2 separate regions of the Homo sapiens genome follow, and region 2 is linked to region 1. A link is a contact called in ENCODE Hi-C or POLR2A ChIA-PET data. All regions are on one chromosome and are shown on one strand. The core of a region is the stretch at or near the end of the contact, and the rest is flanking DNA. Distances in the headings are between cores, read along the strand shown.

Region 1 (4,849 bases), core at 1,083-3,582:
TGAACTAGAACGTGTTGTTTTGGAAATATTTCTTATTGAATAGCAAGTTTGTAGCACTAAAAGCCAACTAGAAATTAACCTTTCCCCAGCAGTAGAAAAAGGCAACATAAACATTCTTTTGGAATTACAGATTTAAAAAGGAATTAAACATTGTTTTAGAGCTAGGTTGGTTTCCTCTTCCCCACTTCTATTGTCAGTGAACTTACTCTGACTGGAAAGGATAGCACTGATGTCAAGGAAAGCAAACAGCACCCACTCATGTAAACAATCTCATCTGTAATTCATTAACCCTGCTACCCTCAGCCTCCCAGGAAAAGTGTCTCATTTATTAGCTTCCAATCCTAAGTTCATGTTTGTCTTTCAGTTCTGGGACATTATTGAGCAGTACAGGAAAGAGATGTTCAATTACTGGTGACATTTTTTACGTGGAGTTGCCAGTTTACACCAGTGGTACAGATTGTTTACTAAATTATTTTCACTTTTGATGGATTAGATATCTCAGACTCCTCATTATTTATATTTCTTACCCATTGAAGAAAGTAGAAAAACACATATTACTAAGGTACCCCACTCTTTCTCATTCTACTATCTAAAACAAAAGAAGCAGAGACCAAAATAGCAGTGGCAACTGGAAAACAGCAAGGCCTCCCACAGCCTGGGATACTATTGGTATTTGAGACAACTCTCGATGGTATGCCAGACAATATCAGGTGGTACTCTAATCAGGCAAATAATGGTATCAGAAACCTATAATGAGAAAATTATTTTCTTTTCTAATTTGCTTCAATCCTTTAATTTCTTCAGTAAAGAAAGTCTCATTTGGGGGCTAGCCTTTAATATCTAATGTTTTAACAGAGAGAAAGCAAGCTTCAGGCTTAGAACATTTGGTAGTCAACAACATCTAGCTAGAACTTACCAACGTTATTATTTTTTCATTATCTCTTTATGGCAATTGATACTGATGGTATAGTAGTGATAATGAGATTTCTCTTTGATAAATTTTAAAAGTAAGTTGTTTTAAGAAAAAAATGTTAAGTAAATAATAGTACAAGTGATACATGAATACAGTAAAAATCTCAAAATGTGAATACAAATAAAGAAATTTTGAAAACACTGTTAGAGAAAAAGAAAGATTTAATAACAACTTAGTCCTGAAGTTAGAATTCACTCAATATCGGTGAGGGTTTGTGTATGGGCTGTGTGTGTATATGGATGTATGTGTATATAGGAGGGGAGCTGGAAGTTTTGAACTTTCTGTTTCCCATTTCCACATGCTGAAAAGACTATGTTATTGTCACATTTTCCTCTGTGCAAATATATATGCACACATTATATGAATATATACACATACAAAAACACATACCTGCACATATTTCAGAGATGTTTGGTAGCACCGGCTCTCTACATTGCTAAATTCTGTTTTTTAAAACTGGATGTGTTTGTGCCTAATATATACATCTTTTTTTTTCTTACTATTTACAATCATATTTAATCCTGAAAGTTCATTCTGAAATATCTGTCAGTTCTTTCAATTAAATGTATTATACAGTTTCATGAACATTATGTCCTTGACTGTTTCTGTTTATTCACCCTCTAGATTGCCTTCTACTTAGAATTTTAGGCTTAATAAACTCATTTTATTGAAGTAAATGTGTCTGGAGATTTTGTTCTTCAGGAAGAATAGAGGTAATTAGGATTTTGTGTGTAGGAATAGAAGAGCCTTCATTAAACTCAGTAGTCTTATTCAGCTGAGATTAATGGCTAAAAATTATATTTTGCTGCAAATTATTTATATTTCTTATGCAGTCATGCAAATTATATTATTTGTTAATTTTACATAAAACAACTATGTAGACAGATAAAGATGGGGCATTTATACTTATGTAGAATCAAACATTTCTTTTTCAGTGTTGAAAACTGTAATAGTAAAGTATAATTTTTTCTAAGGATTATCACTTTGCTAATTTTTCACTTTCTGACATTCCATTGCATCTCCCAGCAATTACTGACACATTTTCCACTGGAAATGTTCTCACTAGGTTACTAAATGCAGATATTTCCTAAGGCACAACATATTTTTTTCCTTCCATGGATTCTTGAATTGGAGATAAAATTGTTGTGGCATTTGAACACAAGTTACTGTGTAAATAGATACCTTCTAGAGTTGCTTTTGGATTATTGAAAGTAATTTCAGTTTTCACTCATTATCATTAAAAAAAAAAAGAGGATAGTTTTGCCACATGTGCATAAGCCCAGAAGGGATGCTGTAAACTCTGAGGAAATCATTAGTAATCAGCAGGGCGCAGTGGCTCATGCCTGTAATCCCAGTGCTTTGGGAGGCTGAGGTGGGCGGATCACTTAAGGTCTGGAGCTCGGGACCAGTCTGGCCAACATGGTGAATCCCTGTCTCTTTTAAAAATACAAAAATTAGCAGGGCGTGGTGGCACGTGCCTATAATCCCAGCTACCTGGGAGGCTGAGGCACAAGAATCACTCGAACCCAGGAGGCAGAGGTTGCAGGGATCTGAGATCATGCCACTGCACTCCAACCTGGGTGACACAGTGAGACTCCGTCTCAAAAAAAAAAAAAAAAAAGAAAGATTAGTAATCGCGTAGAATAAACAGATGTACACTTTGGCAAGCATTGAATCTTATAAAGACAAAAGAAGTTGGTCAAGTTTATTCTCATGTTCAAACTTTTCATGCTTTGGTACAAAGCACATTTTGCAAGGCACTTTTTTTAGGCATAATAAATGTGTTTTGATATTGAATCTGTGTTTTGAATGTTACAGCTGTAATATCCTGGGACCAGGAATTACTTGTTACTCATCATGTAGATATTTTTAAGCAAATACTCAGCAACAACAACAAAATAGTATGGCAATCATGTATTTTTTTTGTCTCCACAGACATTTTTTTTTCACTTAAAGGACAATTGACATGGCAAAAGCATATCATTCAGAGAATTCTTTACCTGTAAAATATAACTTTTTCAATTAAATTTTTAAATATTATATTAAAGTATAACTTTTATGACAGTCTATTAAAGAACAAATTAAATGCTTCTTTTTAACAAATTAAATGCCTCTTTTTACAACTTACAATGTAAATTTTTGCATTTATTTTAAAATCCAGTTTTTCTATATGCAGCTATCATAACCTATTTTTGTTTTTCAGATCATTTTGCAACTTAAGATTCACAAATATTTTAAGGAACAAAGAAATATCATTTTTGGAGTAACTAACAAAACTGCTGAATAAGAAAGTACTTTTTAAATAAAAGAGAAATTTTGTAATAAAGTCAGAATCATATAGACATTAAAATAAAGCTGAATACTGTCAAAGCCTGTCACTTTCTCTTGGCATTAAGATAACAATGGAAATAAATTAAATAAACAGACAAAGATGGTCCTCAAGGCCATGTCAGCAGCCAATAGTTTGAGGCCCTTATATCTGAAGACAGATTTTCTAGAAAGAGATGTAATGGAATTAACTTGGCATCCAGATATCTTCCAAGAAACTTTTGCTCTTAAATCTTGCTATAAAATTAAAATCAAATTGCAAGTTGAAATACTAGTTAAAATGAAAGAAAATCCCAAAGGACTGGAATTGGCTCAACCTATGTTATTGTGAGGTTTTGCAATGCCATTTTTTACAAATATGAGAAAATAATTTTTCAGGGCTGGTAGAAGATAGAACATTTTGTTTTACATTATTTATCTGCTGTTGAAAAGAAGACTTATTCCAAAAGATTACAAAAACTATTATAAAGCAAGGGTAGTGCCAATATGAATTATTGCTCCAGGCATTTAAAGCTATATTTGGGGAAGGAAATCTTTACTTATTTTATCCTGTTAAGAAAAAAGATTCAATATAATCTGAAGTGCCATTTGATGTGGAGTCCTCTTGCAAATGTGTGCTGTCAGGCTGCTTTTTGTAATTACTACCTACCTTCTTGTCTTTATCACAAGCAGATTTTACCATTTTTCTTTTCATTTTTTTCTTTTGCATGTGCTGTTTAATCACATGCTGATTAGCATTTTAATAGTTCAAAGTCAGGCTCATGCTTCCAGTTCAAGATAGTTGACTAGTATGGGCATTTATCTCTCTTCCATACCAAAATTTGATTAAAATAAAATTTTAAATAATAATAGCAACTAAAACAACGATAGCTAATTTCTGTTGAGTACCAACTATGCCAGGCACTCTTCTGCGTGTATAGCATTGAATTCTCAGGATCTCCCATTTTACAGATATAAAAGTAGAGGCATAAAATAGTTAAGGAACTTGTGTGGAGTGGTAAAACAGTAATTGGAGGAGCCAGAGCTTGAATCCGGGCTTATGAAGTGAGCCCCTATGCTGCACTGCCAGTTAAGATATGAAAAAAGAGAAGAAATCATTACATGTAATGAAAGTAAGAGTGGCCCCTTCAGTTGATGAAAATTTTGGAGAATTTCTGGGAGACAGCAAACAGATTGGAGAAAATACAATCATATCAGGAGGAGAGAGCTATGGAATATTTAATCTAAGAAATATCTACAATACACTTAGACTAACTAGCCATCATCATGCCCCCAAAAATACAATGCAGCTGCAGAATTTTTCCTAACCCTAAAGCAGCCTACTATATTAGCCAGGGTCCAACCAGGAAATGGAAATGAAGTATTTACCACAGGCAGAATTTAATACACAGAACCAATTACCCAGGGGCTGGTGCTGCTGAGAAGCCACACTGGGGATAGAAGGCAGAAACAGGAAGCAGGATGGAGTTGGTATCCCTGAAGACAAGGGGTCGGGTCACTCAGCAGCAATTTAAAGGCAACCTGTCCAGGGAAAATTGATGCTATTTC
Region 2 (4,849 bases), core at 1,621-4,120, 93 kb after region 1:
GAGTCCAACTTCATTCTTCTGCATGCAGATATCCAATTATTCCAGTACCATTTGTAATAAAGATTACTCATTCTGCATTTTTTCAACCCTTTTCAAAATCTAGTGGCTCATAAATGTAAGGGTTTAGTTTGTGGACACAATTCTGTTCCATTGATCTTTCTATCTATTGCTATGCCAGTACCACATTGTCTTGTTTATTGTAATTTTGCAGTAAATTTTGAAATTGGTAAGTTTGTTCTTTTTCAGAATTGTCTTGACTATTCTGGGCCCCTCGCACTGCTACATGTTTTTAGGATAACTCCATTCATTTCTGCAATAAAAGCTTGCTGGGTTTTGATAGAGATTTTGTTTAACCTGTAGATCATTTGAAGATTAATGCCATTGTAACGATATTAAATCTTTCAATCCAAGAACATGGAATGTCATTCCATTTATTTAGGTCTACCTTATTTCAACAATTCTTTTTGTTTGTTTTCAGACTACAAGTTTTAGATCCTTTTGTTAAATTTATTTCTTAGGGTTTTTTTTGTTTTGTTTTGTTTTGTTGGTTGGTTGGTTTGTTTTGAGATGGAGTCTCACTCTGTCACCCAGGCTGGAGTGCAGTGGCACAATCTCAGCTCACAGCAACCTCTACCTCCTGGGTTCAAGCGATTCTTCTGCCTCAGCCTCCTCCTCCTGAGTAGCTGGAACTACAGGCATGCACCACCACGCCTGGCTTTTTTTTTTTTTTTTTCTTTTGCATTTTTAGTAGAGACAGGGTTTCACGATGTTGGCCAGCCTGGTCTCGAATCCCTGACCTTGTGATTCACCCACCTCGGCCTCCCAAAGTGCTGAGATTACAGGAGTGAGCCACTACACCAGGTCATTTCTTAGTATTTTTACTCTTTTGATCTATAGTAAGTAAAATTGTTTTTATCTTTGAATTTTTAAATTTTTAACACAGTTCAAATCAGTGTGTCTGATTTCATCTCCTTCTCTAACAAACCAGGGTGCCAGAACTGCTTCAGTTTCTCTGCCTTCTCTTTGTCTATGATGACTAATGTATGAAGGTATCTGCTGCATCAAACTTTAAACTTCACATTATCCTTATTTCTCTTGACCTTGACAGATCTGGCATCTTTTCACCTGGCTGTAAGCAGAAAGTCCTTGATCTCCTTAACTTTTTGAGGCATGGCAGCATGTGAGGCAGGGAGAGGACACAGACCCACACAGCAAGTGGTGAGAAGCCAACAGTGGAATTGTTTTCTTAATTCCATTTGTTGATTGTTTATTGCTAGTGTATAGAAATACAACTGATTTTTGTATATTGATCTTGTATTCTAAAAACTTGCTCAACTTGTTTCTTAGTTCTAATAGTTAATTAATTGATTCCTTAGGGCTTTTTAATACAAGATCATGTCATCTACAAATAGAAATTGTTTTACTTTCTTTCTAATCTGGATGCCATTTATCTTTTTTTCTTGTCCAATTGCCCTCACTAGAACCTTTAGTACAAAGTTAAATAGAAATGGGAAGACTAGACATTTTGTCTTGTTCCTGATCTTAGACATAAAAACGTTGTCTTCCGTTATTATGTGTGATATTAGTTAAGTTTTTCATAAATAAACTTCACAGTTTGAGGAAGTTCCTATTCCTAGTTTGTTGAGTGTTAGCATGAAAAAGTGTTGAATTTTGTCCAATAGTTTTTAAAAATTTTTTTAGACAATCATGTAGGCTTTGTCCATTTTTTACTTCTTTAAATTTATTTTTATTGATACACAATAGATGTACACTTTTTAGGTACATGCAATAATTTAATGCCCCTCACTATAAATTCGGAGCTGCCTCCTCGCCGATGATTCCAGCGCCTGACAGCCAGGACCCCAGGCAGCAGCGAGTGACAGGACTTTTTAGGTACATGCAATAATTTAATGCATTCATATAAAGATCAAATCAGTGCAATTGGCATATCCATCACCTTAAATATTTGTCTTTTCTTCATGCTAGAAACATTCAAGTTATTTTCTCCTAGCTACTCTGAAATATACAATAGATTACTGTAAACTACAGTCACCCTACTCACCTATCTAACATTAATTGATTTTTGGTAAACTAATCTAATCTTGCTTTCTGGCATCAACCTCACTTGACCATGGTGTATAGTCCCTTTCATATGTTATTGGATTCAATTTGCCTACATTTTGTTGAGAATTTTTATCTATACTCTTAAGAAATATTGATCTGTAGTCTCGTGATGTCTTTATCTGGTTTTGTTATCAGGGTGATACTGGCCTCATAGCATGAGTTGGGAGATCATCCTTACTCTTCTATTTTTTGGAAGAGTTTGTGAAGAATTGATATTATTTCTTCTTTAAATATTTATTGGGTTTTTAAAATACATTTTTAAAATGCAACTTGGGTAGCATGTCCAATAGGAACAAATGAGTGTCCACCCTTGAATTTCATAACCCTGGAATTAATCCATGTAATCTATGATCCACAACTGTATTACCAAAGTTCGAGTTACTCATAGGAAAGAGAAAGAAGTTCTCTAATTCGTCCTTAAAAGTTTTCCAAGTTCAGAAAAAAAAAATGTTGAAGAACACGAATCTCCGCAGGAAATGATACTCCTGTACCCCCAGCTCGCTCTCCCTCACGACCCCTCGCTAGGCGGGGTTCGGGACCAGGTGAACGCTGATCTGATAGTTGACACGGGACGACTGTGGCATCATCCTTGCTGCCGTCAATATCCCGAGAGGGAGGAGGTTGGGCCGGGAGGGTCTCCCGGGGCGGGGCGGAGGAGGAGGGAATGCAAAACAGAGCCTCGTCCCCGGAACCCAAGAAGCAGCAACGCCCCTCACTATAAATTCGGAGCTGCCTCCTCGCCAATGATTCCAGCGCCTGACAGCCAGGACCCCAGGCAGCAGCGAGTGACAGGACGTCTGGACCGGCGCGCCGCTAGCAGCTCTGCCGGGCCGCGGCGGTGATCGATGGGGAGCGGCTGGAGCGGACCCAGCGAGTGAGGGCGCACAGCCGGGACGCCGAGGCGGCGGGCGGGAGACCCGCACCAGCGCAGCCGGCCCTCGGCGGGACGTGACGCAGCGCCCGGGGCGCGGGTGAGTCCGCGCGGACCGCCAGGCATGCTTGGGGGACTTCAAGGGCGGGGTGCTAAGTTTCATGTCACGGTGTCCTAACTGCTGGCTCTATACTGGGAAGCTCTCGGGGACCAAGGAAAGAGCGACCGTAGTTCTGGTCAGCGCCTGCCCCTGGAGCTGGCCACACTTTCCCAAATCAGGTGAGGGGCTTCTGGAATGGGAGGGAACAAGGTAGGTTTGTTTGCCACGTGCCTCGAAATTCTCAATCCATTTTAACCAAACTCTTCCGAGTGCAAGGAAGAAATCTACAGAAATAAGATGCAATTCAATAAACTTTCTTCCTGAGGCTTTTAGTTAACTCTTGTATTTTAGCCATCATCTGAGCGGGAAGCCGGTATGACTCTGCAAGGCGTTCGTTTAAAAGTTGTGCTACTTTTGAGGTGAAGTTAAGAGTGTCTCCATCCACGCCCTCTGCTTCCCAGTCAATGTCCCTGCACTGCTCACGTCCCTTTAGCTCTCTCCCTGCAAACCATAGCGGTGGGTCCTAGACACGGGACATCGCTCCAACCTTGGCCAAACTCTCCCACCCTCAGGGTTCCCAGATGTCCTTTGAATAATCAAACTGAGGAAGGAGAAGCAAGATGTCTCCACACCCCAATCCCTACAGCCTTAGCCAATGCATGTGTGTAACTGAGACAGAATTTTAGCAAAAGGTCTCCTGCTTCCAGGACTAAACAGAGCCTCTGGCAGGCCACTGCCCGACACCCAACTCCATCCTCCAATTTTCTTAAATGTCCAGGTAAACATCTCCATAGTGCCAGCCTGCTATAGTCTCCCGAAGACCTCAGCAATTCTTCCCCAAAGCGTCTCCTTCTGCACCGTTTTTTTCTTTGGGCAACCATTTGTGACCTGGCTATTGAGCCCACCTGGGCCTCTTCTCTTTGTTTGCTGATAGCCTCGTTAAGTATTAAAAACCTACTCCCCCCCTTCAGGAGCCCTCTTTTAATGAAAGTTTGGGTACTGGGATCAGATTTGGGACTTGGCTACATTTATTTCCTGTGTCATTCTGAGAAGAGAAAGTAATAGAGGCAAGAAATTTGGCACCCTATTGATCTATTTTATTACTTTGTTGAGCAACTTGTGCTTCCCGCTGAAGATGCTGCATCCCAACATGATTCTCTTATTATTAGTTACCACCTGAGGGTTTTGGATCTCCAGGTGTTTATTTCACATAGCATATGCTTTAACCCCCTTATAAGTCTTCTCTAAGGAAGAAACTGCCATACTTCCCTTGTCTTCTCCGGTGTTTCCCTAGCTATAAAGGCCCCACCTGCATAACCTGTCCTCAGGCTGTGATGTATTCCCGGGTGCCCTGGTACCTTCTCCTTCCTCTCCACCACCCTTCCTGACAGTGCAGGGGCAGGAAAGCATGGGGAGAAGGGAAATGGAGACTCCCACTTAACTTGCTGTGTGATAGTAAGAGCATTATTTCACAACTCTGAACCTCAAGTCTCTGCCCATAAGGTTCCCTCCAGTGATATAATTCCTTAATTTCTTTTGTTTTGGTTATTGCTTTAAAATAAAAGTCTAAGCTTAAGGCTAGGTTATAGAAACTGCCCATCATAATTGCTAGGTCTCAACATTTGCTTAAGTTTTGTGATTCTTAGTTTCAAGTCTGTTACCCACTCTCTCTCCCCGCCACCTTTTTTCCCCCTGACTTCATTGTTCTTTGTTCCCATCCTGAGGCCTTGATTTCTGGTTCTGCTCTTCTTTGA

Evidence for each region. Hi-C counts contacts between places; a loop is a spot of excess contacts on that map. ChIA-PET counts read pairs that join two places held with the same protein, here RNA polymerase II (POLR2A). Pooled maps may share reads with other maps.
Region 2: a loop to region 1 is called in a map of PC-9, with 2.7 times the contacts of the local background. The contact joins the promoter of AGTR1 here to the enhancer-like site in region 1. A Hi-C loop is called at or near these places in 3 of 168 maps with a recorded cell type or tissue (HepG2, PC-9 and sigmoid colon) and 1 of 50 pooled maps. POLR2A ChIA-PET finds 5 or more read pairs at or near these places in 2 of 52 experiments (HepG2 and Panc1).

What each region holds. Positions count from the first base shown.
Region 1 is chr3:148,602,104-148,606,952 of GRCh38, forward strand. No RefSeq gene overlaps it. Among named protein-coding and RNA genes, the nearest start is that of AGTR1, 93 kb to the right of the region's middle. RefSeq lists an enhancer at 211-355 and a cis regulatory region at 277-290. Within about 2 kb of position 2,333, at least 2 of the 41 ENCODE cell types and tissues checked have a DNase peak (open chromatin) inside an H3K27ac peak, as active enhancers do.
Region 2 is chr3:148,695,033-148,699,881 of GRCh38, forward strand. AGTR1 (angiotensin II receptor type 1) reads left to right here and starts at 2,871. Exons shown (of 3, transcript NM_000685.5): 1 at 2,871-3,095. It also overlaps the pseudogene RPL38P1.